3 separate regions of the Homo sapiens genome follow, and regions 1 and 3 are each linked to region 2. A link is a contact called in ENCODE Hi-C data. All regions are on one chromosome and are shown on one strand. The core of a region is the stretch at or near the end of the contact, and the rest is flanking DNA. Distances in the headings are between cores, read along the strand shown. Region 1 holds the start of LIFR-AS1 (LIFR antisense RNA 1). Region 2 holds the start of GDNF-AS1 (GDNF antisense RNA 1). Region 3 overlaps OSMR-DT (OSMR divergent transcript).

What was found. A loop is a pair of places that touch in the nucleus more often than their neighbours do. Pooled maps may share reads with other maps.
Region 1: a pooled map shows a loop between it and region 2 (4-fold over the local background). The contact joins the promoter of LIFR-AS1 here to the promoter of GDNF-AS1 in region 2. A Hi-C loop is called at or near these places in 2 of 37 single-sample maps with no recorded cell type and 6 of 50 pooled maps.
Region 3: a loop to region 2 is called in a pooled map, with 19 times the contacts of the local background. The contact joins the enhancer-like site here to the promoter of GDNF-AS1 in region 2. A Hi-C loop is called at or near these places in 7 of 50 pooled maps.

The regions. Positions count from the first base shown.
Region 1 is chr5:38,555,255-38,558,059 of GRCh38, reverse strand. LIFR-AS1 (LIFR antisense RNA 1) reads right to left here and starts at 1,274. Exons shown (of 9, transcript NR_103554.1): 1 at 1-1,274. LIFR (LIF receptor subunit alpha) reads left to right here and starts at 1,414. Exons shown (of 20, transcript NM_001127671.2): 1 at 1,414-1,726. MIR3650 (microRNA 3650) reads left to right here and starts at 499; the gene lies at 499-558. RefSeq lists enhancers at 1,028-1,137, 490-1,273.
Region 2 is chr5:37,838,575-37,841,274 of GRCh38, reverse strand. GDNF-AS1 (GDNF antisense RNA 1) reads right to left here and starts at 1,391. Exons shown (of 4, transcript NR_145476.1): 1 at 1,237-1,391. GDNF (glial cell derived neurotrophic factor) reads left to right here and starts at 1,234. Exons shown (of 3, transcript NM_000514.4): 1 at 1,234-1,768. RefSeq lists an enhancer at 1,373-2,310.
Region 3 is chr5:38,808,559-38,811,258 of GRCh38, reverse strand. All of the region lies in intron 1 of OSMR-DT (OSMR divergent transcript), which reads left to right. Among named protein-coding and RNA genes, the nearest start is that of OSMR-DT, 36 kb to the left of the region's middle. RefSeq lists an enhancer at 184-684. Within about 2 kb of position 1,323, at least 13 of the 41 ENCODE cell types and tissues checked have a DNase peak (open chromatin) inside an H3K27ac peak, as active enhancers do.

The DNA of each region.
Region 1 (2,805 bases), core at 25-2,524, 720 kb before region 2:
AAAAATATTGTGGACCTTAGGCACTGTGCCTAATGGAAAAGACAGTGACAGGATTGTGCAATATGAATAATGATAAATTTCCCAAACCATCAAGGACTCAAGAATAAGGGTAAACATCTTAAATGGGGTTGGTTTCGAGTACTTATAATAGAAAAATGTTATCCAAACAAGGTCTTAGGGGTAACAGGAGGCGTTTTTAGTGTTCAAAATACGCACATGGATGGAGTTGGCCATTAGGACGCTAATAGCGACCGTATCTAGCTGTGAAATACATATTTTTGTTTTGGGAGTCTACTTTTCAGTAAATGTCCTTTCAGGTGTTTTGTTGCCCATTTAATTACATGATCAACAAGGAAGAGTTATTTTACAAAACAAGCTTCATTTTGCCAATTTATAAATTGCTTTGGAGTTTCATCGAAAGGTCTTTAAAAAACACGTTGGCCTTGGTGCTGGTGCATCACATAAATCACAGATGAAACAAACAAGCCTGTTTCCTACTCAAGGTGTGTCTGTAGAGTCCTGACTGCGTGCCAGGGGCTCTGTCTGGCACATTTCTGAACTTTGCAAAATTAATTGTGCCGAAGAGAACACCATCAAACGCGTCCGGCATACAGCGTAAACATCTTCAGACCGTGATTCTGCGCCATCAAACGCTCTCCAGCTAATTTCATTTGGTGATTACTCTGCTAGAAAACCGAGGCCAAGTGAAACTGCGGAAATGGGAACAATGTACGGAGGAAAAATCTCACCCCATTAAGAGATCCGTTTCTTCTCCGCACAAATAAGCCCACCCCGCCTCCGAGGCAAGACTAGATGGCTCCAGGATACTCTCGGCGCGCCCGCTGGCCATCTCGGGCAGGGGAGCCCCACACCCGGCAGGAGGACCAGGACGCGAGCGGCGGCGCCTCGGCCCTGGGCTGTTTAGGTAATTCGCAAAGTCCCAACAATCATCCCCCTCTCCCAGAAGCTGGTTTTCTTGTGTGCAGTGGTTACAGAGGCGGCGAAAACACGGTTCCCCGCTTTCCTCTCCTCAAGGCACTGTTTGCAGCGGCAGCAGCGGCCGCATTCGGGGAGGCGCGGTCCTCCCCGCAGAGCCGTCGCGCACTCGGCCTTTCTCGAGGATTTGCCTGGGCTCGGCCGCCTCGCTCTCCCCTGCGCTTCCATGACCTTCTGAGAGCGGCCTCACCACCGGAGGCTCGGAGGAAGCACCACCCTCGGCGTCCGGGGCCCGTCGCGCGGCCGCGTTCCTCCGACTCCTTGGAGCACCCGCGCGCGCGGGCGCGCGGCCGGGGATCGGCGGGGGCGCGCGGGTTGGGGCGGGGCCGGGGCCGGGGGCAGGGGCGGGTCAGGGGCGGGGCCGGGCCCGCTGCGCCCCCAGCCGAGCGGCGTGCAGGCGCCGCCCCCGCGCGCCGCAGTCCCGGCTGGAGCGACTCGGCCGTGGCGGTGGCCGTTACCGTTGCCTCTGGGAGGCTCTGGCGGCGGCGGCGGCCCGCGGGGTTCGCGGAGCGCAGCGGGCCGCCCTTCGCCCGTGGCCGCCTCAAGCAGCCTCGCGCCGACACAGGGGAGGCGAGACGGCGGCTGCGGAGGCGGCGGCGCATTGTGCCCGGCCCCCTCCTTGGCGGCTCCTGCCCCCGGGCGGCTGTGGGATCTGGGCAGCCCCGGGGCGGCGGCCGAGGCTACAGAGCCGGCGGCAGGGGATGGCAAGATAGCGGCGCGGGAGCGTACCGTGAGTCCTGGGGGCGGGTGGGCGCGGCGCGGAGCAGGGGAGCCGCGGAGCCCCGAGCGGGGTCCCCAGGGGCGGCCCGGGCGGGGTGGGGCAGCGCTCCCAGCTCTGCGGAGCGTCCTAGGGGAGTGACCCCGGAGAGCGCCGCTCCGGGTCCCGCCGCTCTCCGCGCGCCCTTGGGTCACCCTCGTGTCCTGGGGGACGCGGACTCCAGCGCCCAGAACTTCTGCCCCACGCAGGGCAGTGAGTTCTGAGGCCAGAGGTTACCTGGGGGATGGGAGGGAGCTTGAAATGTTTTTCCTTCGGAGAGGTGACCTGCCAGGTGATTTCGTGCCCCTCTGCTTCAACTCCCCTTTAAACCTGTTCCTCGTCCTTTCTGTATCCGTAGTGCATTTGACTTACCTGTATTTTTATGTGCTAACTTCCGAAGGTGGTGTACTGGTTAAACCCAAAGTTAAAGTGTTGGAGGTCAAAGTTAGGCTTTGTGAAAGATGCCATTTCTGTTATGTTGTGTAAAAGCACAAAGCTGGATTCAGGAGTTCTGAGCGACACAAAACTGCACATCACGTGTTCTGAATTTACATGATTAATCTGAATTAATGTGATTTTTGCCCCCCACCCCCCACATTCCGCTACCAAAAATATATGAGGTCTTTTATTTGCAGTTGGGTATCTTTGTGTTCCTTTTTGAATGTTTAATGCAGTCAAATATTGTTATAACCTGTATTGTTATTGAGTGGCATTTATATGGAAATCGGTTCTTTGCATTTCTTTTTATGTGTCTTTAAAAGATACATTCTTTCAACAGAAAAGTTTCAGTTTAAAGTTTGTCTTCCGATTCCTGTTCAGTTTCAGATTAGTTTTTAATTTTAAAAAGTATTTGCTTGAAGTAAGATTAATGTGATATAGTAGTATCGTTTAGGCAGGGGTCCAGAAATGGTACAGAAATTAAATTTAAGGCAAACCTTTCCTTTTCACAAGTGGAAAAACCAAGGAGTTTTTTCAGCGCGAATGCTACTTGCCCTTCCCCTTACATGATTATTTTGTCACAGATCTGAAATTACATTTCACTGTTACCAGAG
Region 2 (2,700 bases), core at 142-2,641:
CATGCCCTATTTAGTACATTATTTTAGAGGTACAGCCAATTCCATGCCCCATGTGAATGAAATGTATTTATGGTTATAGCCATGCACAGGGTGTGTAAGGACTTGCCCTCCTCCTGTCCTCTACAAAAGAAGGCTCAGGCAGCTTCTGGTGGTGAACTAACCAACAAAAGGAATGCCCAGAAGGTCTCACCTCTCCCATCCACAGAGCTCTGGAATGGGGGCCGGGCCCCTGATCGCTGGAAACTCAGCATCCAAGTGGGCGCTTGCTGAAGTTTCCCATCTGCATTTTCGAAAATCTGGATAAAAGCAGGTTTAGCTCAACCTCCCCTAACCCGTTCCTGATAAAGTGATCTTACGCCTCTGGAATTGGGATTTTGAATGTATGTGCCTGCCCCATGTCTGGTATTAGATTACAACAGCATGAAAATGGAGCCTAGGACTGAGGAGCCGGCCAGCCTCAGAAGCCTTCTTCATTGCCTGCCATGTAATACATGATATGCAAAGCCTCTGACTTCAGCCAGCAGATATTTGGAGACCGTGTTGGCCTTAGCATGGGGACTAAACTAATGTGTGTTTAGGTCAGAAAGCGAATCAGAAAAGCCACTGGAGGGCACGTCACGGAGTGAGAGCCCTATAAATTCATCCCCACTCGCAGCGTCCCCTGGCAAATACTCGGCTTCCCTCACCCGGCCGCTCCGCACCTCTCCTTCTCGGTGCTAGAACTCCGGCCGGCAGCTCCTTTTCTCGCCACTGCCTCCTGCCCTGCGGAGAAGCGAGAGGGCGAGACACCCGAGCGGGAAGGCCGGCCTTCGACAGGCGCGAGGAAAGCCCGGCGCTGCCCTGCACCGGCAGAGCGCCACCCTCCCAGTGCGGCGCGCGGGGGCAAAGCCCGGCGCGGGCGCCGCGGTCAAGTTCGGATTGCCCCTTTCGGCTGGCCCGCGCAGAGCGCCGCACATTCCTCTCGATTTTTGATCCACCCGGAGAGGAGAAGGCGCTAGCCCCGCGGCGTCTCCGCGCTCTCAGCGCTCTCCCTGCAGCCCAGGGAGGGGCGCCTCGCGTCGCCCACTCGCACCCCGGCCCCCCGCCTCGGGAACTCCAGGGCCTCCTCGCTGCTCTCCTCTCCTCCCCCACCGCCAGGCCCAGCCGACGCCTCCCGACCCCTCCCTCCCGGGGCCCCGCGCCTCCCCTCCCCCACCCCGGACCCCGGACCCCCAGCCCGGGCTCTAGAAGACCAGCCTGCGCTCCTGGCGCCCTCATGTCTTCACGGGACTCCCCGCGCCGGTTGACGTGGTGTCTCGTTCGGATCTCCAGGCAAGACCTCAGCTCCGGCAGCAGCATCAGACAAACCAGTCTCGTGCTCCCAGGCAGTGCGCCCAGAGGAGGCGCAGAGCGCGGCAGCTGCCGCTGAGCCGCCCGCAGCGCCCCGGGCCCGCGCAGCCCCAGCCAAGAGCGCGACGCGCGCAGCCCTGTCAGCCCCCCACCCAAAGCAGCGGCGGCTGCTCGGACCTCGGCTTCTGGGGGTGCGGGGGCCCGGCGGGAGAGTTGCCGGCAGCCCTCGCCCTGTTGGCGGCGGCGGCGGCGGGAGTCTTGGCCGCCGCCTCCAGCGCGCCCTTGCTGCCCCGCGCGACCCCAGGATTGCGAACTCTTGCCCCTGACCTGTTGGGCGGGGCTCCGCGCTCCAGCCATCAGCCCGGATGGGTCTCCTGGCTGGGACTTGGGGCACCTGGAGTTAATGTCCAACCTAGGGTCTGCGGAGACCCGATCCGAGGTAAGTGAGGGAGCGGGCCGGGGAGCAGGGAGCGGGTGGTGCCTGCGTCGCGGGTGGGTGCGGCCGGCTGAAGGGCGCCCTAGTCAGAGGGGTGCGTCTGGACCCCAGAGCAAACGGTGAGAGTAGAAAGTGGAAAGACTAGAGGGAACCTAAGCTATGCGAGGAGAGAGAAAAGTAGAACCGGAGAGAGGCCGGCCTTTCGGAGGGGCATGTTGCCTTTTCCACGTGGGCAAAGATCTGTGGAGCCCCAGATGCGCCTGGACCCGGAATGCCCAAGAGGGGCAGTTTCCTTCCCCGACTCGGCCAGGTGCTCTTCCGTCAAGTCACAGAACGATTCAGGGCTTGGGTCATCTTCGAACCCACCGCCGTCGAAATGTGTCCTCTCTGGACGTGCAGAGATACTATCATTGCCAAGAGTGCAACTTACTATTGAGCTTGTTTTGATCTGTGCCAAGGAAAAGCGCAGGCCGGGGGAGGGGCTGCTGCAAAGGTGCTGAGAACCTAAAAATGGAGGGCTCACCTCCTCCGGGCGAGGTCTGGCAAAGCTACATTCCTCACCCGGTTGCCTGCACGTTCCTAACGCCCTCCACCCCAACTAACCATCCCCGTCGAGGTTAGGAGAGGGGCTTTCTTGCCAGTCCTGGATTCAAATCTCTGTCTCGAACGTATTCTTGAGACTCCACTAGGCCATTGAGGTTATTATTTTAATGACCCCTTTTTCTCCTGTACTCTGTGCCGCCTTCCAAAAACACCCCACCACCACTGCCACTACTTTACACCACCTCGAGGCTAATTCCGCACTGGTGGTTTGTTTCCTGCCCCAACGAAGAAAAACGAACCCTCTTCGGGCTGGAAACGGACTTTCGCGGGTTCCCGCCAGCTTCCTGGGGCCCAGCTAGTTTCGGCTTTGGTAGAATCCGCCGCCAGGACCC
Region 3 (2,700 bases), core at 74-2,573, 970 kb before region 2:
TAAATACTAGTTAACATTTAAATTAAGTGCCTGCATGTGCCAGGTCTTATTGTAAGCACCTTATATGGTTTATGTCATTTAAACGTCACAAAAACCCTATGAATTAGCCTCATTTTATAGAGAACTAAGGTTACTGAAGTTGAAGTAATAGGGAAGCGAGCTCGACCCCAGGCATTTGGCTCCAGAGCCCATATTGACAACCACTGTATTCTCCTAACCCTTTAAAGGCAAAGACTGTCTCTTCTCAGTGCGGTTATCAAAACACTTTTTGCCTGGAACCTAGAGGCATTCTTGAGTCTCTGTTTCCACAAAGATTTGTATGTTTCAGATGGGAAGGGCTGCTCCCATCTGGACGTGGTCTCCAAGGATGTTTTGGGTGTGCTGCATTTTCTTTTCTTTTCTTTTTTTTTTAGACGGAGTCTCACTCTGTTGCCCAGGCTGCAGTGCAGTGGCACGATCTCGGTTCACTGCAATCTCCGCCTCCCGGGTTCAAGCGATTCTCCTGCCTCAGCCTCCTGAGTAGCTGGGATTACAGGCGCCCGCCACCATGCCCGGCTAATTTTTATATGTTTTTCGTAGAGATGGGGTTTCACCATGTTGGCCAGGTTGGTCTCGAACTCCTGACCTCAGGTGATCCGCCCGCCTCGGCCTCCTAAAGTGCTGGGATTACAGGCGTGAGGCACAGTGCCCGGCCGGGTGTGCTGCATTTTCAGCACGTACACCAAGTGTCTCCTCATGGGGCTAATGTGTGGGAGCTGGGAAGCCACAGTTCACTTTCCAGAACCCAAAAGGGGCAAAGTGACATCATAAAATTGTCAGAATGTCCCTTGACACAACCGTACTTGTTTGTCTGCAGCACGGTGTCGAGCCCCTCTTCCCTTCTGGACATGAAGACATTGCCCAGAAGTAACTCTTTAACTTAAGATATCTTTAACGTAAGATAGAATCAAGTTCTTTTTGAAGCAAAAACTGCATAGTCACAGCTGTTACTAGAAAAAAAAAAAAACAACAAGTTCAGAGAATCAAGCACTTGTCCTCGTAGGTTTTGATTACTATTGCCTTTGGGTCAGATTCTCTCATTAGAGTCAAATAAATGTTTTCCATCATGACCAAAAAATGTTTTATACAAATTCCATTTCCCAGAACTCTGTGAATGAAATGGAAACCCCCTTTTCTGGTTGTGGAAAAAAACCAATCCAAAACAAACCCCACAACCTCCCAGCTCCATCTTTCTTAAGTACCCCCTGGTTTTGCTAGGTGGCGCCATAGGCTAATGCATGGGTCTTCCTCGGCTTCCCGGGCGGCCGCCTTCTGTGAGGCAGGAACAAAGGCCTCTGCGGTTCCCTTGGAGTTTAAGATCAGACCAGCCCACAGGAGATGAGATCCATTTGCCAAGACTCGCCTCTGTCGTGTTAGGAGCTGCCCCCTCCCCTCTCCTGATTGATCACAGCTGGTAGTGAGGGGATTCTTGGCCATGTGCTTTAGCCGTTCTTGAGGGAAATTCTGGGGGATCTTAAACTTGATCCTAAATATTGCGTTTCTCTCTATCTAAGTCTCCTAAAAATTGTTCATGTATTTGGGGAGGAAGGCTCACGCTCATACTGAAGAGTGAAAGGAAGGGGACAATAATTCAAAGGCTTGCACCAACTCCCTCCCAATCCCCTGCACAAGGTTAATGTGTGGGGAAATCCCTGTCCTTCCTGAGAGCCCTGATGTTTCCCAGTCTGGCAGGGGCCAGGACAACCTTTCTCCATCCTGCAGGTCACAGAGCCAGCTTGTTGTGGAGGAACAGGAGGCCCTGTTGTAGGAGGGGTGGCACAGGTCCCACAAGCCCTATGGGGTTTGGAGGACACCCAGGCGCCTACTGACTTAGCAAGAGACTCCCCTTTCCCACCCTGCTAGAGGCCTGAAGCTCCAAATTACTGACTTCTTTGCCTTAAAGCATTAGAGACTCCCCGAACACAAATATGACAGAAAAGCTTTACTTGGAAATGTTGGAGGATGAATTGCAAAATGGCACTGCTCGGAGAGATCCCCAGGGAGGAGCTGGTCGTGGACCGGGCGGGGCGGCGAGGGCTGCAGGGAGCAAGAGCAGAACACTGGAGTGGAGGCGACTTCACTGCCTTCGCGCCTCCGGTAGGAACCACGGCTTCCTTCTGCCTGCAGTGTCTGCAGCCTGGGAGTCCCCCAGATCCGTGTGATGGCCAAGGCCGCATGCCCCGGAGAATCTGGATTTCGAATACTGTCCTGATAGCTGCCTAAACACCCACATAGTAGTCCTCCCATGGGTCCTGGTTGGGGTTCAAACACATTCCTACCCTACCCAGCCTTCCCTGAAATCCGCGTCATGCTGAGGGCAGCCCTGACAGTGGCCGCGGGTCCTTGTTGAGGACGCAAGAGGAGGAGGAGCCTCAGCCAGGTGAAAGATCGTCCATATATTCCAAGAAGGAAGCTTCATAAACATGCAAACCTGCACAGCACAGGACACACTAGTAGGAATGCTCTTAACATTGCAAGTCAGAGGACAGATTCCAGAAAATAGAAGGGAGAAAATACATAAGTAATATATAAAAGTCAAAACGGGAAGGAGAAGAGCTTTTAAAAATTGACAAAAAACATATTCATATATAGAGATTATATATTAATGTATATATGAATATATATGACATATATATAGTCACAAGAAGAAAAACACAAAAA